3 separate regions of the Homo sapiens genome follow, and all the other regions are linked to region 1. A link is an interaction called in ENCODE POLR2A ChIA-PET data of the cell type or tissue named here. Cell type or tissue: PC-9. All regions are shown on one strand. Links, peaks and the distances in the headings refer to the core of each region. The heading gives the core; the rest is flanking DNA.

Region 1 (7,956 bases), core at 1,776-4,275:
AAAATTCAGCAGCATAATTTCTAATAGCCAAAATTTGGAAACAACACAAACATCCATGAAGTGACCAACGAATAAACAAAGTGTGGTCTCTTAGTAAAATGGGATATTATTTGGCGATAAAAAGCAACAAATATACTGACACATGCTACAACACCAATAAACCTTAAAGTATTATGCTAAGTAAAAGAAGCAGACACAAAAAGCCATGTATTTTATTACTCTGCCTGAAATGTCCAGAATAGGAAAATTTGTTGGACACAAAAAGTAGAGAAGTTGTCTAGGGCTTGGGACAAAATGGGGTATGACTGCTAATTGGTATGGGCTTTGTTTGGGGGCAGATCAAAGTGTATGAAAATAGCTTGTGGTGATGATTTCACAACTCTGCTAACTTACTAAAAACTAGTGAGTTGTACATTTTAAATGACAATTATATTGTATGTGAATTATATCTCCATAAAGCTATGAGAGAAAGAGCTTTCAATGGCTTCTGTACCATGTCCAAATTGTTCTGCCAGTCTTTGAAACCCCTCCATACCACAGAATCAGATTTCATACTATGCCTTTCACCTTTCAAAATTATTTCCAACTGTATCAGTTTTCTATGACTGTGTGACAACCCACCCCCAAATTCAGCAACTTAAAACAATAAACATGTATTAATATTATCACACGAATTCTGTAGGTCAGAAATCTGAGAGTGGCTTAGCTGGGTCCTCTGGCTCAGGCACTTGATGTCTGCCAAGGCTGTAGTCATCTCAAGGCTTGACTCAGGCAATAAGTTCCAACTTCCAAGCTCACTCATGTGGCTGTTTCAACCCCTCAGATTCTAGCTGCTTGTTGGCTGAAGACATCAGTTCCTTGATACACGGCAGCTCATCACACATCAGCTAGCTTCCCTCAGAGAAAGCAATGGTGAAACAGAGTGAGTAAGATGGAAGTCAGAGTCTTTTGTAAGCTAATCTTGGAAATGGCATTTCATGGCATTTGCTGTGTTCTTTTCCTTAGAAGCTAGTCATTAGATCTGGACCACACACAGGAAGAGGCCATTGCACGACAGCATAAATACCATGAGGAGGGAGACAGATGGGGGCCATCACAGAAACTGCCTATCACCACACTGAACACCATCTGATCCAACCAGTCTGGTTCCCTCTCCATCTCACAAGCACATTTCTTGACCCTGTCGTAACTCTTAACTCACTTTATTCCTGGGCCTCTCTCCTTTACCGATCTGAAGTCAGACTCTCATTCAAGATGAGCTCAAATTCCATGTATTCCATGAAACTTGCCCCTGATTATACTTTATTCCTCTGAACTCCTTATGTTTCATAATTATACTACATAATTTACCCCTTAATTATCTCCTGCCTTGCCTTATTACGCAAAGTATGTCTCCCTTAACTGCATATGCTTCAACTGAGAGTTTGTAAGAAACACAGAATCTCCAGCTCCTAAACCAGAATCTGTGTTTTAACAAGACATGCAGGTGATTTTCATGCCCATGAAGGCATGGGAAGCACCACTGAATTGTACCATTCTCTATTGTTTCACCTGTGTAAGTCCCATATCCTTGACTAGGCTTGCGTGTATTTGGAGAACTGGTACCATTTTCTATATTTGTTCTGCTCTTAAACACACACACCCAAGCTTAGAATATAGGTTAGTGCTGACCACACAGTAGATCACAAATTCAAGCTACTAGAGAAGAAACACCTCTATGAACTGGCCAAATTCAGTAACAGGAATATAAAGATAAATCAAATCCCAGCTCTGCTACTCAACAGATAGTGTGACTTTGGGCAAGTCATTTAATTACTCTACATTTCCAATTCTTTATCTGAATTTAAAGGGGACTATCATGGAAGCTCCAATTTTCATTTTATTTCTGAATATCTACTAATCCACAATAACATTAGAATCAATATAGTTTGATATTGCTTAATAAATAAGAAAACATTCTGGAACCTTTTAGTGCCTAAATGTCATCAACATGAACATCAGTAATAACTGCATTGTAGATGTGAGAAAATGTTGCTTAGTCCAGGATTGTTTAGCAAAAAAACATAGAATTCTATATCCTGCATTTGATTTCCCTTATAATTTAGGCCATGTTGAATGTAAGTAAATTGTTAAAGAAGTTTAAAACAAATTTTTGCTGGATAACAACAAGAGTATGGCTAGAACAGGTGAAATCTCCCCTTTGCCACACTTTGGGAGTCACCCCTATGCTCCTCAGCTCTGCCTTGGAAAAGGAGCTTCTGGCTCTGTAAGAGTCAGATTAGAAACAAAGACTTTGCCTTCAAAAGAAAACTATGAATTTCCACCTGAGGTTCACCACCTTCTCCTGTAAAAGGAGGAGCTGGATTTGTTATACAGAGCAGCAGAACTAGGCTGAGTGAATAAAGAAATGGACATATACACAGGTGGTGCTTTTTGTTGTTGTTTTTAAGGTACTCAGTTTAATTTCTTCTTCTGCCTGTAAGGTCCAATCCCACCCACAGAGTTTAAATTGGCACTTCCCCTGAGGACCTGGACTCCAATTACATCTTATATTTTGATCTCTAAATCTCTTCAAGTTCAAGGACTTCACCTCCTCTCCAGGAATAAAGGGCTGTACTTCCCAGTCACCTCCCTCCCCGTCATGTTGTCCTTGCTTCAGCCTTCAGTCCTCTCTTCTGCAGCAAAGAATCCTAATTCCCTACCAGAATTCTTAAACATCAGTTTACTTTACACATTTCTTTTTTGGCTTCTTTACTGTTAGAACAAGCCCTGAGTGTGTAAAACTGTTCTCACTGTGATGACAAGGCTGTACTGAACAATTGGGGGCAAGAGAGCTGTGGTTCCAGCTGAGGGGGCTAAGTTATGGGACCATGCATGCCTCCACACTTATTTCTCTAAAATTCATCATAGCTCTGAACTTCATGCAGAACTCCTAGAAAAAAAAACACAGTCCAGCTACCTACTTTTAAATTTATGGACGAATGATGGTGGTGATGATGATGATAACAATAATAACACTAGTGCTGTTAGCCGCCTCTGAACAGAAGCATATTTTTGGTTTCTGTCCTCAGGCTCCAAAGTGGTTCACATGATGCAAACTGGCCGTGTAGTCAGCGTTTTGGCATTTTCATTTGATTTCTCTGCCCACTCTCCCCTGTTGGCACTGGCTGCACTTTGAAATGAATTTCTGTTCCTGTGCAAACAGGACCGCAAGAACAGTTACCAGACTTTGAGATCACTCAGGGCATGCAGGTTTCCAGAGATCATTATCCTAGAAGCACAATTCAAGAATAAATATGGGAGCTCAAAATCCACCTAAAGAAGAGAGAACTCTTGTACCCCTCTGGCAGATAATTTCTGCCCACAGCCAAATAATACTTTGGTAAAGTCATCCTGAAACTATTTCTTCTATCCGGCCAAACTCGGGCACTTGGACAGAAGCACCAGAGACATCACAGAGAAAAGAGATGCAATGGGAATAACACAGGACCAAGGACAGGGACCCGGGTTCTGGTCCCAGTTCCACCACTAACTTTAACACTGAGTGAGCCACTTCTCCCAAGTGCTTAGCTTTCTCTGTGAAAGATAATAGTTAGATACTACAGTTTCCAACTTGAACTTACCTAATCATCAGTATCTTGTAGGACATTTATTTTAAATACAGATTTTCAGACTGCTCCCTGCAGATGCTGGTTCAGTATGTTTAGCAGTTACTGAATACTAAGTTTAGTTAGTATTCAGGAGTTTGCATTTTAACAAGTGACCCAGGAAAGTCTTCACATAAGCAAGTTTAGGAAACACGGGCCACATGACATCAGAAAGCTCTTCCGGGTCTGCAGTTCTGCAGAATCAAGTTAATTAATGGCCACGATTAAGCTTCTACTCCCTACAAAGCTCTGCTAGATCCTAAAAATGATAGGAATGATAGCTAACATTTATGTAGTACTAGTCACTATTTTAAAGGCTTTGCATATATGAACTATTTTAATCTTCACAACAACCTTCTGAACCAGATACTATTATTATCCCTATTATAAGACACAGAAACAGATGCACAGAGATTAAGTGATTTTTCAAAGATGACTTGGCCACTAAGGAGGTAGGATTGGGATTCAAGCCAAGGCACCCCAGTTATAGAGCCTAGCCTCTCGACTGCTCTGCCCTGCCAAGCTTCAGCCTTCCTGTAGATGCTGAACAGCTCAGAACTCCTCAGCATCAGGCACTTGGTGGACAATAAGAAAAGCCCTCTAATAACTAATAACAGTACCTTAAGGTTATAGTCTGAATGTGTCCCCCAAAGTTGATGTGTTGGAAATGTAATGCCCAATGTAACAGTGTGGAGAAGCGGGACTCTAAGAGGTGACTAAGTCATGGTGACTCTGCCCTCATAAGTAGATTAATGCCATTATCACAAGAGTTGGTTAGTTATTGCTGGAGTGGGTTCCTGATAAAGAGGATGTGTCCACCCACTCTGCCACCCTTTGTGTGCTCTCTCACCCAACCCTTCTGCCATGAGATGATGCAGCAAGAAGGCCTTCACCAGATATGGGCCCCTTGACTTTAGACTTCCCAGCCTCCAGAACTGTAAGAAACAAATCTCTGTTCTTTATAAATTATCTAGTCTCAGGCATTCTGTTATAGGAACAGAAAGGTCTAAGACACTTAACAACCATCTACATCAACTAGATCAGTCTCAGGAGCCAGGGTGAGGGTACTAGGGAAGCCAAAAGGCAAACCCTAGACTTCACCCTTGTTTCAATCAAAGAAAACTGATTTTGTCTGTTTGGTACATGTCACATTTCATTTGAGAAAAAAAAATCTTGTGATTAAAAATGAGATGCTAGAAATCATTGATCTAGGCCCCTTTTATTATGTAGATGAGAAAACTGATCCCAAAAGATAAAGAAACTTTTCCAGATTCCAGGAACAAGAAGTCCTTGGCAATGGCTTCTAAAGCCCCAGGTTTCCAGACTCATTTCTACAGAATCAAAATGCACTTGTCAACCAGATGGACTTGATAAAAACCCATTAAAATTAACATAGATTAATAAAGTAACCACTGGAGAACTGCAGAAACTGGGGCAGCAGCATTTGAGAGGGGACATGCACAGTGACACCAAATGGAACAGAAGATGACTCAAATCAATGGCTGTGTCAGTATTCACAATTCTCTCCTCCAGTAACTGTAGCATCACCAAAAATCAGGGGGAAAAGCCCACCCAGCTTGTGTTGAAGTGGAAACATGACTACAAGTGGAGTAGGAGGACTTACTTATGAACTCTAGCTGTGCCATTTACTACCTGGGTCATGACGCTAGTGATTAGACAAGCCATCAATATGAGGCTTTCATGAAATCATATATGTCAGTAAGTCCACGACTGTGAAGATGTAGTAAACGTAATAATCTTTTAGACCAGAAGCTCCCACTCACAGTCTGGTATTACTGGCTTTACCTGTCATTACAATTCATGATGTTGAGAGGAAGGCTGATCATATAAATGGGGATCCAAACCCCTGGAAAATTTCCCTGAGCTCCCCCTTTTTTTGAACTTCTGTAGGCATGATGATAATCATAAAGAAATAATCTGCAATGGTTGGGCAGCAGCAAGCCCAGAAGATGAGCTGCCAGATAGATGCTGTGACCGTTATCAGTGATTCCATAAATGACTCAGTTTTGCCACCCAGGCACCACTCAGAGATCACCAGAGGTTTGAGGTTAACGAGTACCTTGGCACAGAACCTAGTGTTACTGATACTACACACTATTTTTTGCTCTCTTCTGCCACTGATTAGTAGATGAGGAGAGAGTTATGTCAGCCTCAAGTGCAGATTGCAAGAGGGAAGACACAGGAATATCAAAATAGTGCCATCACCCAAGGAAGAGGCTTCATTGCAAATCATGCTAATATGTGTATTCCCCCTGCTCGAGACTGAGAGCTCCTAGAAGGAACATCTGATAAAATATGTAAGTCCTTCCTCATCCATCCTGATTTCTCATCATTCGTTTTATTGACAAATGGATCAGGTGTTAAAATGTTTAAGGGTAATCGACAGAAAAAAAGTTAAAGTTAAAAAACTTCTATGACTAACCTGACCTGTTTCTGCCAACTGACAAAAGCCCACTTTTATTAGGCTTCAGCCTGATTAAGCTCAGGATGAATAATTACCATGTGCTGAGGGCTTACTGTGGGCCAGAGAGGTGCACTATCTCTGATCCCAACGACTACCTTGTAAGTTAGATATTATCACATTAATTTTACAGACAAGGCAACAGAGACTGAAAGAGTTTACTAGTCTAGTGTCCCAAAGCTAGTATGTGTCAAATTCAGGATTTGCCTCCAAACTCTGCAGACTGCAAACCTCTCCAGTTTGCAGGACCAGATTCAGACTTCTTCACTTGACCCAAAGGGGCCTTCAAGACCCAATCTGTTTGTAGCCTGAGGGCCTGCTATATTCCACATCCATCACATGTAGCCCTCACTACAGAATACCTTGCGGAGGCCTGCATGTATCACAGCGTGACTCACCTCCTTGCCTTCTCCCATGAAATCCCTTCTGCCTGGAGTTTTATTCTTCCTTCTTTATGCAGTTATATTCCAGTTGCTCTCAACACTCAGCTCAAACCACATTCTTCAAGAAGGTCATCTGTGATGTTCCTCAAGCTAATATAACTTCTGCTTTGTTGGACTCCCCATAGCAGCCTGGACAAATTTCTATGTAATCATTTATTAATTACATTTAACTACAGTTTATAATTTATTTTTATCTCCCTCACTAGGCATACACCAACTTGAGGGGAAAAAGACTTTATTTAATTTTTATTCTCAGGCTTAGCATAGTACTATATGAGTAGATACTCATTTACACAATAAATATTTGAGCAAATGAATGATCACAAAAGTGAATAAACTGATTAATTAACTTCCAGGACTATCTTAAAGGCTCAGTTAACTTAACCTCATGTGTTTATCCAAGTGTAATCCTTCTCCTCCACTGGGAACTCCTCGGTACAGAAGCCTCTCTTGTCTCTTTTATAATCTCTGGAACCTATTCGCCCGTGATTCAATAATGGCTGAATGACCCTCTGTCAACACTATCTCTGTTTGAATCAAGAACAATACTATATGACAATTAGATACCATGTAAAATGGACTTCTAATGGGTTTGAAATGTTAATGTATAAAAAAAGTACTACAAATAAAATGTAAGGTAACATATACATGTATACATATATATGCATATATACATGCATATATACATATGAGAATAGGAAAGGACTTACTAGCCATGACACAAATCTCAATAGCCAAAAGAGAAAAGACTCTTACTACACAAAAATGCAAAAACTTCTGAAGGGAAAAAAAAAAAACTCTATGCACCAAGTTTACACACAGCAAAATGAAGAAAATATATTCACATATATGACAATGGCCACAAAAATGTTAGCATTTTTGATACATACAGGGCACGTTCAAATAAGAGAAAAAACAAACAAACAAAAATTACACAAAGAGGAAATTTTCATATGAAGAAATGCAAATGACCAATACAACATGAAAGTGTCACATCACTAATTGGATTAAAGTATAAATTTAAACATCAGTGTCATATTTCTCACTAATTTTATAGAAATCACAAAGCACATGGGAAAATGGACCTATGAAGTTGGGGGCAATTTTAAAGTATATTTTTGAGGCCGGGCGCGGTGGCTTACACCTGTAATCCCAGCACTTCAGAAGACCAAGGCAGGTGGATCACCTGAGTTTAGGGGTTCGAGACCAGCCTGGCCCACATGATGATATTCCGTCTCTACTAAAAATACAAAAATTAGCTGGGCGTGATGGCAGGTGCCTGTAATTCCAGCTGCTTGGGAAGCTGAGGCAGGAGAATAGCTTGAACCTGTGAGGTGGAGGTGGGAGTGAGCAGAGATCACGCCATTGTACTCCAGCTTGGGTG
Region 2 (7,956 bases), core at 2,779-5,278, 780 kb before region 1:
TCAAAGTGTGTACATTCCTTTTAGAGCCTGATAAATAGAGAAGCAATCTGTCATCCATGATATCATCTATGATAGCAAAAGTCTGGGCAAATATTTAAATAAATACCCATAAGCAACCCTGAAATTATGGGCTATAGAAAGTATTTATAATTATCCTTTGGAATTTTCCAAGAGAGAAAGGTGCTTTCCCACCCTTATCTCATGTAATTTTCAAAACTGTCTGGAGTTTGGGGACAAAAATAATGCAAATATTCCCAGCAGTTTTTCATGGAGTTTGCAGTGAAGCTAGGAATTGAATCTGGGCCTGCCCAGATATCCTTCTGGCTAAATGATATGTGTGTCTGGGCCTGATGGCTCCTTCCAGCTTCTTAACACTATCCTTTCTAGTCTGTAGCCTTTCTTATCCTGGACCTTGTCACTGTGAAGATGTTTATGAAATTTCAGTTACAGAAATAGATATGTATCTTTCATTTTTTATAGAAAAAGAAATTGATCCCCAGAGAGGTAGAAGAGTCCATTAGAGTTAATAAGTTCTAAATCCAGGAATAGAATCTGCATTTCTTGTTTCCAGGTCACTGCTTTTTTCAATTCAACAGAACAATTCTGGTCAGTTAATTTTCCAGTAGATCTTCCTAACACTTTGATTAAAATTTAATCTATTTTTTTAGATTTATATACCTGTCATTTTTATTGGTTAATTGTTAGTCAATTGTATCTTTAATTAGTTGTGTGATGGAGTTGCAATTTATGTTTGACTATCCCACTGAAGTGTTGCCTTTATTTTCTTTTTTGACTCAGGAGTTTCCCCATGACTGAACTCTAGGCATTTGTGCAAATAGCTGATAAAATGGCATAGTTAGAAAGGGCCATGGTGGTAAGGAATACTGGTAGATTTTTCACAAGTAGCATGTCTGAGATTTCAAATTTAATTAAGAATGTTGGGCCAAATTCTCTATGGATATTTCCTGATTAATGAAATAAAGTTACAATAAATTGCATGAAAAACAAAGTTGAATGACAGTTTTTAATCCTTGAAATCAAGAGTAACACATTGACACACTATTTCAAGTGTTAAATATTGTTACACAAAAGCATATATTTTTGTAGTGGAAAATGTCATTTTAACTTACTTTCGGGTCTGTACTTTGTAAACCCCAATTGGTCTTCATAGGGTTTTAATAATGTAGGCAGTCCAGATAGATGGTGATTGAAGCATAATTATAGTACTTTACGGTTTGCAAAGAACTTTCAATGTCATGATCTGAGTTGAGGCTTATAATGTTCTTAGAATTTATTGGTTTATTATTGTTATATCGTAAAAAGTAACATTTAAAGATACTAAATAATTTAGTCAGCCACAAAATGAGTTAATCGTGTAGTTTGAGGTTTGTCCATGTTTTCAAATTTCAAATTAGTCAGAAAATAAATATTTATTGAGTATCTCTGTGTGCCAGGCATTGTCCTAGGTACTGGAGATAGAGTAGTAAATATGACAGTCTTTACCTTCATGGGGTTTACAATCTCCTAAATGGAGATGATAATTAACCAGAAGCCAGAAAACAGACAAACATAAAACAAATTTCAGTTGCTCCTTATGTATGGAAAAGCCAGGATAATGTGTCAGTGTTTGAAGTCAGGGGCAAACTAAATGCTTTAGAAAGGATGGTCACAGAAGGCCTGACGAGGAGTCATTTAATGCCTGAGTTACGGAAAGAAATCAGCTGGGTAAAACCCTGGGAAGTGTTCCAAACACAGGGATCTAAGGTGGGAAAGATTTTGGTGTTTCCAAAAGAAATGATAAGGGATAGAGTTAAGAGATAACGATGTTGTTATAGGCAGAGGGGAGATTATGTAGCACCTTGCATATTGTGTTGAATAGTTTAGAATGTTGTATAATTTCAGTGATATGCCATTAGAGGATTTTGAGAACAGATGTGGTGTGACTGGATTTATGATTTAGAAAATCCATTCAGCTATTGTGTATAGGAGGATTGCTTGTGAGGGGCCAAACTGGAATTGCACACACACACACACAAAATAGCTAGGAGATTACAGAGATAAACCCATGAGACAGAATACCGTGTCTTGGACTGAAGTGGGTGGCAATTAATCTAGTGAGGAATGTGGGGTGTGTCACTATTAGACTGATAGAAAGGAATGGGGAGGAAGAGAGAAAGAGTAGAATCAGGAATAATTTTGGGTGTTTTTGTTCTGAGTAAATGGGTATACAGTAATTTTCTGAATTAGCAAAGGCTTAGTGTGAGGAACATTTAGGGATATAAATTTAACAAATGCTTATTGAGTGTGTATTACCAGCCTATGACCATACTTAACACTGGGAAAATAGCTGTGGGGATTAGTTCCTGTCTTTATGGACACGTTTTCCAGGTGGGGGAGACAGACAATAAATAAATAATACGTATCGAGTGATGATAAGTGCTATGGAGAAAACGTTAACATTACAAGGCAAATAGGAAGTCTTAAGATAGGGTTGATCTTCTATACAGGTTTGTTAGGGAGGCCTCTGCAGTGGGGTGATGTATGCAGAAAGACCTAAAGACAGTGAGGAAGTGAGCCATCCCAAATCTGATTGGATTATTGGATATTTGTGGAACATACAAATTTTAAAGGTAGATATTCAAGTCTGGAGTTTAGTGGAGAGCTTGGGGTTCAAGATATAAATTTGGGAGCCTTTGGTATACAGCTGCATTTAATGCCCTAGACTTATAGGAAATAGAAGAGGGCTTGAGAGAGACACCTTGATCTTGTCCGGGGGCACATCTATTTAGAGATCATATGGGGAGAAGAGAATGCGTGAAGAAAGAGAGAAAAGAGAGAGAGAGGCTGGGCACGGTGGCTCATGCCTGTAATCCCAGCACTCTGGGAGGCCGAGGTGGGTGGATCATGAGGTTGGGAGATGAAGACCATCTTGGCCAACATGGTGAAACCTCATCTCTACTAAAAATACAAAAATTAGCTGGGCATGGCAGCATGTGCCTGTAATCCCAGCTACTTGGGAGACTGAGGCAGGAGAATCACTTGAACCTGGGAGGCGGAGGTTGCAGTGAGCCGAGATCGTGCCACTTCACTCCAGCCTGGCGACAGAGTGAGACTCCATCTCAAAAAAAAAAAAAAAAAAAGAATGAAAAATGAAAGTGTTCATTAAAATATGAAGAAAATTAAGTCTGTGGTCACACAGTGTTACCTGTGTTGAACAAAGGAGGGAGAAGTCAACAGTGTCAAATGCTGAGAAAAGTCACAGTTGAGAACAGAAAAGTGCCCATTGGCTTTGACAAGATTCAGATTCTTGTTGAAACTGAGCAAAGCCAATTTAATGAAATGCTGAGGACTAAATCTCCACTGGAGTGGATTGAGAAGAGAATGTGATATAGGGAAGTAAAACCATGAGTATAGTCTAGGTTTGAGAGGCAGTCTGTGTGTGTGTGTGTGTGTGTGTGTGTGTGTGAAGGAGATCGAAATCACATGGTTGTGGCTAGAAGCTCATGTGGGATCAAAGAAGGATTTAGTTTGTTTTTATGATGAAGACATTAAGACATATTTCTAAGTTGAGAAATGATTTAGTATAGAGGGAGAGATTTATGAGCTAGAAGAAAAAGGAGATAATTTCAAAAGCAACATGCTTATTATAAAGGCAAGGAAAGAGGATCTAGGGTACAAGGAGAGAGAGTGGAATTAATCAGAAAAAGGAGCTCTAATTCCATTGGAAAAAAATGAAAAGTAGGAGAGAGAAGAGAGAGAGAGAAAGTATGTGTGCATGTGTGTTTGTATGTGGTGGTAGCTGGAGGAAATTGGTAGTGGGAAGATGAAGTTGGCTTTTAAAAATGATTTTATCTATTTTTTTCAGTGAAGTATGAATCTGAAGTTGACAACTGTATGTGAGATGCAGTTGAGCTTTACAGACTTAAACAAAGCAAGGTGTTAACTAGTTGTCTCAGAGAGGGTGGAAGTGAATTTACTAGAGCAATGTTAAATGGCTATAATAGCGAACCTAATTTATAGTGAATCCAGCCAGCAAGTATGTGGAATTGGACTAATGTTTTTAGCTGCTCAGGAACAACTGTGTCAAGTAAGTACATAGTTGAGTTTAACCAGGCTTGGGTTTTTACCAGTCCAGTATGATAAAAGAAGGATAATTTTTGTAGTGGAGTCATTATATTTTTGGATGATGAAATATGTGCTTTTTAAGATAGAGAGGAGGTTACGGATAATGAAAAAACTAGTAGAGTAAATAGATTAAAATTAGCTGTGGGATAAAAGAAAATTTTAACTAACCATCAAAAAATGGGATGACTGAAATTGAGATTTTGCAGATAGTGCGATCGGGCATATGGCCATATGAGGGTGGCTGGGGTAAGGAGAAGACAAGATTTTTGGCCCTTTACATTCCAAGAATTGGGAGGGCAGGGTATCAGGTGGCTATATGCTGATTTTAAAGTCACAATGATTGATGAATGGGGTGGCAGAGTCTACTAATGAGATAGGCTTAGTAGATGACATTTCACGGTGTAGGGACAATGGCAAGAACTATGGCATGTGCTTCAAAAAAGCAGGGGTTTTGAAAGAAGGTATGAAACAATTTGGAAATAACAATGGGAAGCAACGGGGCGATCCACTCCACTTCCAGACTATAAGGATCATAGGGAATAGAGAGTAACATATCTTTACTTGAGAGGGAAGTAGGAAGAAATGTTCTCAGGCAAGAGCCTGATTTTATTTAGAGCAAGAAGGTGTAGGACATTTTCAGGAAAGAAGCTGAGGATGGAAGTAAGATTGCTGAGGACAGACCAGGATTTCTAGAAGCCATAATGGGAGCATCTGAGAGGAGAGAGAAGGTTGGGTGATAAAGTCAGATTAGTGGCATTGCCAAAGAATAGAAGACTGGCATCTATGTGGTGATCTAGGGAGCTTGGATTTATGATGGTGACTGAGCGGAGCAATATGACGAGCAGTGTTGGGTTTGCTTCAGAGTGTGTGGCAATTGGAGAATTTTGATGGCTGATTGGTCCATACTTAGAAGTGCAGGACAACTGGAATCATGTAAGGTAAAAGCTTTGGGCTACTGATCTTCTTAATTCAAGTCTAATATTTTCCTTGTTGTTAACCTGGGACTCCTATATCATGTTTTTTAAAGCTCCTGTGAAGTATACAGTATTAGTTGCTCTCTAGGAGTACCAGAAAGGAAAACTTGCTCCTACTTTTTGTGAAACTCAGAGAAAAAAAAAAAAGGAAAACAACTAGGAAAATAAATATGGTTGCTTTATAATATACAAACTGTAGATTTATGTTAGGAGGGAATGCATAGGATAGGGCTGATAAAAAGAATGCAGCATAGAGATTGCAAATTTTAAATAGTATCTGGAAGAGACCTTTTACTTTGCTGGGAAATAAGGTATAGGGCATTTTGGTCTGGTTTTTATAGTTGCAATGGGAAGCACTTAATTTATTATAAGACTGCCTTTGGAAAAATAGATGGATTCTCATGGAAATTTGGAGAGGAGTCACACCAAGTTCTCATGAAACCTAAAGTTTGATGATGGGGAGTGGCTGAATTCTCAGGATCTATTAAAAGCTTAGAATTTTTAGTTTATGGATTTTATAGTCTAAGATTTTGCATTTGTTAATATGACTTTGCTGTACTCTAGGAGATTTGTTCCTGTTTCTCCAGCTTGCCTTTGTGAATTCTTTACCTCCCATTACAGTTGCCAACAGATAGAATATGATTAACTTGCATAATAGACCAAGTGATTAAGCGCCCCATGGATAGACTATATCTAATCAGGAACAACCTTCTCAATTAACCAAGATTGGAAATGAGAGGAATGAGATTATGTGACTACTTAGGCAGCAAGGACTGTGGTTGGACAGATTCCCTTAGAGGGAGATATGGGAAGCAGGCAATGACTACCATCGCTCACTGCTAAGCTATTCCAGGCTGCAGAAGGACGTGTACAAATGCCTCAAATTATCTGTATTTTTGTATTGGGGAGTGGTCATCAGCATTCTGAATTCATGTATATTTAGCCTTATAATTGTAATGTTTATTATTGCATGATGCTATATGCCATTTTGGCTCATATTCTAGAACAGTTTTTAGAACCTTGTAGATGAACCATAGGAAGTAGAATAATTTTTTTTTTTTTGAGACAAAGTCTCGCTTTTGTCCCCCAGGCTGCAGTGCGATGGCACTATCTCGGCTCACTACAACCTCTGCCTCCCGGGTTCAAGCAATTCTCCTGCCTCAGTCCCCTGCGTAGCTGGGATTACAGGAGCCTGCCACCACGCCCGGATAATTTTTTGGTATTTTTAGTAGAGCTGGGGTTTCACCATGTTGGTCAGGCTGGTCTCGAACTCCTGACCTCAGGTGATCCACCCACCTCGGCCTCCCAAAGTGCTGGGATTACAGGTGTGAGCCACCGCTCCCGGCCAAATGATTTAAGAAGAGAGTTCTCAGAAGATTTTCTTTCTACTTTTCCCAGAGCCTGCTCACCATTTGGTGTAGGGATATAGAGGAAACACGTTTGATAGGAAATTTACAACTTGCTACTAAAATATGCTTCTGTTCCTAGAATTATGCCAAGTGAATGGAACAGATTGTCATTTACTAATGTAACTAATGTAACCCTGAGTTCTGGTATGTCTCTGCCAGGATAATTTGAGGAAGGGAAAGTTGGGGATACTCACCTTTGATTTTGTTTGAGCTTCATATTTTCTTTCTCAAGAAAATTTAATGAAACAGATTTTACTGAACAGCACCTGGCACTTCCTACTTGTATAAACTTTTAACCTAACATTACAGAAATCAAAAAGTTTTCATTAACAGTGAATAAAATTATAATTATATAAAATTATAATTCTGTTTAAAAATTTCAACTAATGCCTTTCATTGCTAAAATCTTTCCTAAAATTAAGCAAAATCAGACTAGCTATGAATATTCTTCAATATTGCTTTCAATATGTCCTAAGGACTCAACTGCTTTCTTATTCTTTTGTATTACCTTCTCTTCTAGACATTTGAAGTTCCCTTGAGCTCTCCAAAATTTAACTAATAAATAAGATACAGTGTCCCCAATTTCCTTAGTATTTGTGGTCCACAAGAATAATCAGGAAGGTTTCTAATAATTCCAAACAATCAGAAAAACAATTACAAAATTGCACACATTTATAAACTGCATAACAAACATAAAATTACAAAACTTTCAAATTTCTTACAATGGTAGTTTTTAACTTCCATCTATATTGGTAACTGAAACTCCCATGGACTTCTATTTTGATTTTTTTAATCTTTGGGGTAGAATTTCCCAAAACACTCATTTACCTCAGATTTTGTCCTTCCTTGCTGACAAATAGAACAAGTGAAAAAAGACTAAGCATCATCTTGGCTCTGAAGACAAATTAGAATTTTCAAGACCACCAAGTTCATTAATAAGTTAGCCTCATAATTGTAATGTTTACTATTGCATGATACTATATGCCAATAGGTGTTGGCCTTGCTCAAGAAAAGTCTTCTTCTTCTTCTTCTTCTTCTTTTTTTTTTTTTTTGAGACAGGGTCTCACTCTGTGGCCCAGGCTTGAGTGCAGTGGTGAGATCTTGGCTCACTGCAACCTCTACCTCCCAGGTTCAAGTGATTCTCATACCTCAGCTTCCTGAGTAGCTGGGACTACAGGCACGTGCCATCACACTCGGCTAATTTTTGTATTTTTAGTAGAGACAGGGTTTCACCATGTTGGCCAGGCTGGTCTCAATTTCCTGACTTCAGGTGATCCATCTGCCTTGGCCTCCCAAAGTGTCGGGATTACAGGCATGAGCCATCATGCCCAACCAATAGAAATCTGTGGTGCATTTCTTCATAAAGCTCACAGTGGCTGAAGGCTGAAAAGTCCCCCGAGGCATAAAGAAGCAAAACATGGCAATAAAGGGTTTTTTTCTTCTTTTAT
Region 3 (7,956 bases), core at 2,779-5,278, 86 kb before region 1:
TTAATTTTTACCAATATATAACTTAAATCACTTTAAAATAAATTTGTACAGATTACAAAATGACATAGATTAAAACAACTTCTCAGCCAGGTGCGGTGGTTCACACCTGTAATCCCAGCACTTTGGGAGGCTGAGGCAGGCAGATCACGAGATCAGGAGTTCGAGACCAGCCTGGCCAACATGATGAAACCCCGTCTCTACTAAAAATACAAAAATTAGCTGGGCATGGTGGTGGGCGCCTGTAAGCCCAGCTACTCAGGAGGCTGAGGCAGGAGAATCATTTGAACCTGTGAGGCAGAGTTTGCAGTGAGATGGCGCCATTGCACTCCAGCCTGGGCAACAGGGCTAGACTCCATCTCAAAAAAAAAAAAAAAAAAAAAAAGTTCTCCCTAAAACTAATCCCCTAAGAAAGTAGGAACTAGAGAAATTTGAACTTTAAATATTTTATGGTCCTTCCTCCTTCATAATTAACTTTTGAAAAAATATATATATACATAAATCTAAAATCGTTGGCCCTACATGATCTCTCTCTCACACACATGCGTGTGCGCACACACGCACACACACACTCTATTATCTTCATGAACACATCACCTACTTTGCTCCAGTCCAGCTGACAGCCTTAGGCCCTTCGCACTAAGTGTCTTTCCCCAACATCATCTGAATGCATAACTTCCCCACTCTTGTCTCCCCTGGTCTTTGCCCAGATGTTATCTGCTCCCTCCCATCTGGGTTCCTCTTTCTCAACCTTCTTCTCTCTGCCTGATTGGTTTTTTCATAGTACTTATTATATTTTTAAAGTACCACCTAATTTACTTATTCTGTTTATTGTTTACTGTCTTTCTCCCATGCTGGAATCCTCGCAATCTTTTTGTTCATTTACATTTCTCAAATGTCTAACAGGACACCTGGCACTCAGTAGGTCTGTAATAAAAAATTTCTGATTGAATAGGTGTTTCTAAAAATCTAAAAATCTTTCCTTTTTCTCACAACTTTATTGCATTTGTTAAATAAATTCTTTGCAAAATTGTTTTTGAAGTTCTTTTAAAGTATCTTTGCTATACACTAAGCAAGTGATTAGAATGCCTATTTGACAGCCATAGCCAAATACACTGAGAATTCAAGCAGCTTCTAGAACTCAAATGATGTCACAGTAGCTGCATTGTGGTGAGTAAGGGGAAATTACTATAGTGAAGGTCAAAGAAATACACAGAGGCCAGGCTGCTGAGGGTCTTGTGAGCCAGGGCAAGGAGTCTGAATTATGTTTTCAGGTAATCAGGAAGCTACTGGAGGTTTTAGGCAGGAGGTAGACGAAGACACTGAGCATCATAGAATATGGTTGATAAGGCCCACTGGATTGCTCTGAGGGTGGCATTGTCCATTTTTTTTTTATTCAATGTCCCTCATCTTCTGATGATGCATAATTTAGCAAGCTTGGTTGTGCTGGATAGTAGAGCACTAGCTAGAAGTGTAGGGTCAAACCAACTTTGGGGTGCTGAATTTCACCCCTGGATCCTCACTAACTAAAGTGTGGTCTGTGGGTTCATAAAACATGCAGAATCCCAGGCCCCATGCTGGACCTACCAAACTGGAATTTGCATTTTAACAAGATCTCCAGGTGATTTGGAGGCACACTAAAGATGAAGCGGCACTGTCTTAAGGCATAGAATATTGATTGAGCCCCTCACTTCTAGCTATGTAAGGACAATACTGGGGAGGGTTGGATGAGAGAATTCTTTCTTTCCAGAGTCTGGGCTACATGTTGACCCGCTCCCTATGGCAGTGACTTCTATCCTTGGCTAAGAGCATAAAAGTGTCCACGGATCAGAAAGCTTGAGAACTACTAAATTAGATCAAAGTAAAATAAAGCCTCTTGCGGGAAACAAGAAACTTTTTGAGTAGGCTTTTGGGTAAGCAGGATGGAATGTACTGACGAGAAGAAAGAAATGACAAGAAGAAAGAAGAGTCAACCTGCTTCTAAAACAAATAAACACACCATGAGAAGGAATGTCAGGGTCTAAATTTGGATCTCAATGTCCTCTTCATTGTGACGTTTTCTTTGTCATACATAACTGACTTGCTAAAACCAGGCACTCTCCCCCACTTAGGGCCCTGCTGTTCTCTCTGCCCCAAATGCTCTTCTACCAGGTAGCCATATAATTAATTCCCTTTCCTCCTTCAAGATTTTTATCAAGATTTACCATCCCAATGATGCCCACCTGAACACTCAACTGAAAATTATAATCCACCTCACTGCATTCACCACATTCCCAACTCCCTTCACCTAGCTTTGCTTTTCTTTTTCCATATTACTCACAACATGCTAAACTTCCATATAACTTATTTATTTATTATGTCTACTGATACTGTACTCTCTCCTGGCTAAAATAGAAGCTCCATGAGGAAAGGCTTTTTATTTGTTCTCTGATCTATCCCAAGCATCTACTCCAGAGCAATGCCTGATACATTGTACATCCACAATAAATATTTTTTAATTGAAGAAGAGAGTTTTGCAGATAGAGGCAGTGGAGCTTAAGAGATCAAAGTCGGCTGTTAGACTCAGGCCGAACCTGAATTTGAATTCTGGTTCAGGCAATTATCAGGCTCATGATCTTTGGCAAGTTATTAAGCTCTCTAGACCTCAATTTCCTCACATGTAAAAATCTGCTTCACAGTGTTGTGGTAAGAATAAATAAGATAATATCTGAACACCGCATATCACCTGGCACTTAGTAATTGGTCATACACTATGGTTGTCACATCATTATTAGCTACTTTATCTTTTATGCTCCCAGGAGTTTGTGTCCAACTGCTTCCTGATTGGATTAAAGGCAACAGGCAGCCCCAGGTTCTCTTTGGCTACATAAAGACTAGCTCAATTTTCCACTGCTCAAGAAGATAATATTGTTCCAAACTCAAGGATATGAATAAAACACATTTACCTCACAGCATGTCTGTGCCAAAAACATTGTGAGAGGTCATTTAGTTGAAACTTTATATTACTTTAACAGGTGAGGAAGGCCTGAGGCCGAGAGATTTTCTAAAAGTCACATCGCTTGTTAGTGTAGAGTAGAACCTGAAATCCAGGCTTTTAGATTCCCAGGCCAGCTCAATTTTCCATTACTCAAGAAGAAAATATTGTCCCAAACTCAGGGATATGAATAAAACACATTTACTTCACAGCACGTCTGTGCTAAAAGCATTGTGAGAGGTCATGTAGTTGAAACTTTATATTACTTTAACAGGTAAGGAAGGACTGAGGCAAAGAGATTAAAAGTCCCACCACTTGTTAGTGTAGAGTAGAACCTGAAATCCAGGCTTTTAGATTCCCAGGCCAACATTCTTTCCACTTCATTCAGCATGGAAACTGTTGTAAAAAGTTCCAAAGTTTTCACCCTATACAAGGTTAGCATAGAGAAGTAGAAGATAATTGAGATCATGTCTGGGAATGACCCAGGGTGCCTCTCTTGCACTCAGTAGCCCCTGCCAAAACATGCCCATCATCGTTGTAATTCATAATTAATGATCTGCACATGAATAAACATTAGACAAACCCTGCCTATAACCTGCAAGAACACTAAAGTCCTTTATACGGTCATATAGAAGATCCTAATCAAGCACAGATAAGTCCATCAAGGAATTGCTGCAGCAATTTTTCAACCCTAGGATAGTAATTTTAAATACCTTAGGCTATACCTATAATTGCATATTTGGATTGAGATTTATTAACCCATGTAGTAAACTATTTTGGCTGACTTTTTTTCCCAGAATATTGTTTAAAAGTGTCAGAAAAGTAAAATCTGTGGGATTTAGATATATGTAAGTAATTATAAAGTTGGTTCTTCCACTTGTACAGCCAAATGACCAAATAACATACAGTAAAAGAGAAGCTGTATAAAAATTCAAATATGCAAGATATAACAGACCAGTCTGTGATTAAGCAAACCTAAATTACTAAAAATAAAACAAAACAAGGAAGCAAACAAAACAGTTGTTATGGAAATATGTTTGAATCATTGAAAGCAAATTAAAGATCCCTCCTATTTGCCAAACATTACACTCAGACTCCACTGCACAGTACAAGCCTGTGCAAATCAACATCACAAAACAATACATGGAATGCAGTACCATAGTAGACCTCCAAGACATAGCAAAACAGTGGATAATATGAAAGTCCCCATGGGTAGTTGATTATGAAGTTCTTTACCTGAAGAATCTAATCTTCTAATCCATTTTAAGCTCATTCTTTTTTTCATAAATATTTATTAAGCATCTCCCACGTAGGGTTTGAAACATCAGGAATTCAAAGATAGATAATGTTTTTATATATTCCAAACCCAGTTTAGAACTTAGGGAAGAAAGTCTAGACAGAGTTTGTTCTCAAAGCGATGGGTAGATTAGGAAATGAAAATAAAAACATCCATGTTTAGCTGGGGCAGATGTCCCACAGCCCTCACTGTCAGGCAAAGGCTAAATATATAATTATACGGGGCTGATTTGGAAGGCAAATAAACAAACAGGAAATGTAAGCATTGTTTTAAAAGACTAAATCTAAGTTTCAGGGATTGAATAGGAAATACAAGCAGTAATTTCCTTGTGGCTAGGCAGGAAATATATAATCAAGGAAAGTCAAGCTTCTGCCTAGAACAAATGACAAGTAGGTAGAATGTGAGGAAATAGATAAATGCCAGCCTGAGTCTGAAGTGTATTAGAGCTTCCACTGAGGAAGCCAGCCATGGCATTATCACAGATGAGCACTCTTCTGCATAGGGATCAGGACATCTCTGATATAAGACAGGTTTATTCCCATCACATTTCTTACCCCAGTAGACAGTACCCAGAGAGACCCAACACAGAAATATGCAACAGATCAGGCAGGACATGGCAAAATGCCTAATAATAGAATAACAGAAAGTTATTGGGGTCATTCTAGCCATCTGAGAATCAAATGAGTAAACATTACCTATGTGTTTAGCTCTGGAATAGTGAAGGAATAGGGAGTGTTTGACAATGCAACTTACCTTCTCTAGCTGCAAATGAAAGATTCTAGAAGTTTTGGGGAGGATTTTAAGGTCCTGAACTCCCAGGTGCCAGTTCCTAAATAATGGTAGTCAACTATTTCTTAATCCCACAAACACAATTAGACCAGCTCACTCCCATTTATCTGCTTGTAAGTTTCTGCAGATGGTCTCCCTAAGACAACATCAAGCATTGCAGTAGGAGCACAAACTGAAATTGGACAGCCTGGGTCAGAATCAGGCCCAACCCTACTGGTTGTGTGATCTTAGAAGAGTTAACATAGCTAAGCCTCAATTTCTTCGTGTTTTAAAGGGGGAAGTTAGTAGAAAACTAACAGAGATTACCGTGAGGCTTGAAAAAAGTTATCACATGTTTAAAGTTCAGTTACCTTCATCATCATTAGTGTACAGTGTCCTCGGCAATGTTGAGTGTGGTGCCAGTGGCCATCAGGATGCAGTCAGTGTGGCATTTTTAATATTTTGTTGTCATTCTTACTGGTATCCTTGCTAAATGCATTCAAATATTGACTAATATGTACTATTTAGCTCATCCACACCAGACGGCCCCGAGTGGTCCTTCAGGGTCTCTCCATATATCCTTATCCCCCCTGAACTAATACCTAGAAGGATTGTGCCTCTGTATTCTCCATGAGTTAGGCTCTCAGTAAATTAGTTCCCATTTCAGACTTCATTTGATATCCAAGGAAGGCAGATTCCATGACTGAATCCTCAATTTCAACATCATTCAGTAGGGATTGGACAGTGGGTGTCCTCAGGGCATTACCCTGTTCAGCCAGGCTAGGGGCAAAGTTCCAGGAGCAGTGATGGCTTCTAGACCCAAGGGATCCTGGGGGTCATCGTTGTATGGTTTCCTTCTATACATATCCGTACCTAGACAACATACTATTCTCCTTAACATTCCTTTATGTGTGCTCACAATGTGCACATTATGTTCAATGTACAATAATTAATTGGATCTTCAAATTATCAAGACAAAGATAGCTTGATAATTTGAAAATTTACTTTGAAAAAGTAAAAGCAACCAAAAAGGTACTTCAAGTAAGAGCAAAACATTGAGGAGCAGAAACATCTTTCCTGTCCTTGGGTCCTTTTTTTAACAGAATGTTTCATCTGTTCAGCCCTTAATCTCAATACAACATGATCTTGAAATCTTATACCAAGTTTAGATACAAATTCCAGAGCCATTACTGAAACTTGAATTGCCGATGCTTAGAATGTAGAATTAGAAAATGTCAAAGTCCGGGTCCCTCTAAATCAAGACTGTGTAGCATTATAAAAACATGGTGAAATTGTCCCAACTGTCTCTCTATCCTGAGGCACTCTCTTCAGTTCGTCTTATGCAGAGAGCTGAAGGACAATTTGATGGTTTATGAATCTATCCTATTTCTTCCACACACACCAAGCAACTGTACTTTATACTTCTAGGCCTAATGATGATGGAAATTGCTGTAAGGACATCATGCCTAAAAGAGGATTGACTTGAAGCAAACACTTTACAAATGTGTATCTTTTAAGAGTTGCCACGGTAAGAATTAAAATAAAGCACATATGTGTCTCCTAAAACATAATAAAGCATACATTTGTATTACTAGTGTATATTTGCTATTATAATAAGACAAATACTCTTATGAGGCAAAGACTGATTGAAGTATATCAGTTCCAAATGGAGACAGATGTGTTTTCCTTCAGCCATTTCTTTTTTTTAAAAAAAAAACGCATATTTCAAACATTTATGTGCTCTTTCATTAACAGCAGTATGAATTCAATTTTCCAGACATTCTCATTATGTGTTGGTAAGATTACCATTTTCATTTTGTCTGTGAATAACTGAAGACCAAGGAGAACAGATAGCTGTTTGGGTAAGACAACCAGATAACGTGGAAAGCAAAGCTACTCTCCAAAGCAGCTGGAAAAGCTCATTAAAATAATCTGAGAGAAGGCCAACTCACTATGCTGGTGGTTGTCAAAACCTGCAGCGTATAAAAATCACCTAGGAGTCTTGTAAAAACTACAGATTCCCAGGACCCCACTTTCTTGAGATTCCGATTTAGGAGCCTGAGGAATAAGGCGCAGAAATGTGCACTTATGACAAGCATTGCAGGAATATGATTGATATATGATTAAAGGGTTGGAAATAAAGCCTTCAGGGAAAAGCCAAAGAATGTGAGTTATTTAGACAAAAGAAAGATTGGATTTCATTTTCTTAAAGTACTGTATATATAGATTACAGATGAAGATATATAGATAATAAAGAAACAATTCTATATTTCCACCAGACATGACAACTTAGAATTGCAACATTTACATAAGGCACTATTTACATAATAACACTACGTTATTTGGCTAATTATAATAGGGAATGGGAGTTACAGATTTTCATCTGGAAAGATGACGAGAACGAAGTACCAAGAGTTCTTTCCACGTTTTTTAAGAGCAGGGCTCTCTAGAAAACGGGAGACAAGGAGTTTACCTGGACAGTGGTATCATCTGACTCTGCTATTATTATTTTATGAAAGAAAAAGGCATCTTTCCAAGGACTCCTGATGTTATTGTAAAACTGCTCTCACATGTTGGACACATGACTGCAACACTGCTTGCAGCTGTTCGTCCTGCTCTTGCCAATCATTATTTATGCCTGTGAAGAGTTGAATAAGATGCAAAAGAGTCAGTGTCAAATTAGTCCTGAAGAAACTGTATTTCTTTTGCCTTGATGCTATGTAGTGGGGAAAAGCTGGCTTTTAAGTATATTCTTGATGTTCTTAAACCCAGGATAAGGAAGATACACAATCTTATACCTCTGCTTCCAGGAAACACATGCAGCCCAAGCAAGTTCCAAAAAAAAAAAAAAAAAAAAAAAACCGTAACAATATCTTCAATGTGAGTAAACCCCATTTCACATACAATAGCATGACTGTTG

Evidence for each region. Peaks named below come from ENCODE experiments on the same cell type or tissue, not always from the same donor. Only the 100,000 strongest peaks of a DNase experiment are listed, where the experiment ranks them.
Region 2: POLR2A ChIA-PET joins it to region 1 with 5 read pairs; 2 of 35 experiments call an interaction of 5 or more read pairs at or near these places.
Region 3: POLR2A ChIA-PET joins it to region 1 with 5 read pairs; 3 of 35 experiments call an interaction of 5 or more read pairs at or near these places.

Annotation. Positions count from the first base shown.
Region 1 is chr5:40,474,900-40,482,855 of GRCh38, forward strand. No RefSeq gene overlaps it. Among named protein-coding and RNA genes, the nearest start is that of PTGER4, 200 kb to the right of the region's middle. In PC-9, for the core only: no CTCF peak of the experiment used is centred there; a DNase peak (open chromatin) is centred at 3,132.
Region 2 is chr5:39,697,274-39,705,229 of GRCh38, forward strand. No RefSeq gene overlaps it. Among named protein-coding and RNA genes, the nearest start is that of LINC02104, 180 kb to the left of the region's middle. In PC-9, for the core only: no CTCF peak of the experiment used is centred there; no DNase peak of the experiment used is centred there.
Region 3 is chr5:40,387,817-40,395,772 of GRCh38, forward strand. It overlaps LOC124900967 (a long non-coding RNA gene), which reads left to right and starts at 1,199. Exons shown (of 2, transcript XR_007058744.1): 1 at 1,199-1,271; 2 at 1,748-2,022. In PC-9, for the core only: no CTCF peak of the experiment used is centred there; a DNase peak (open chromatin) is centred at 4,035.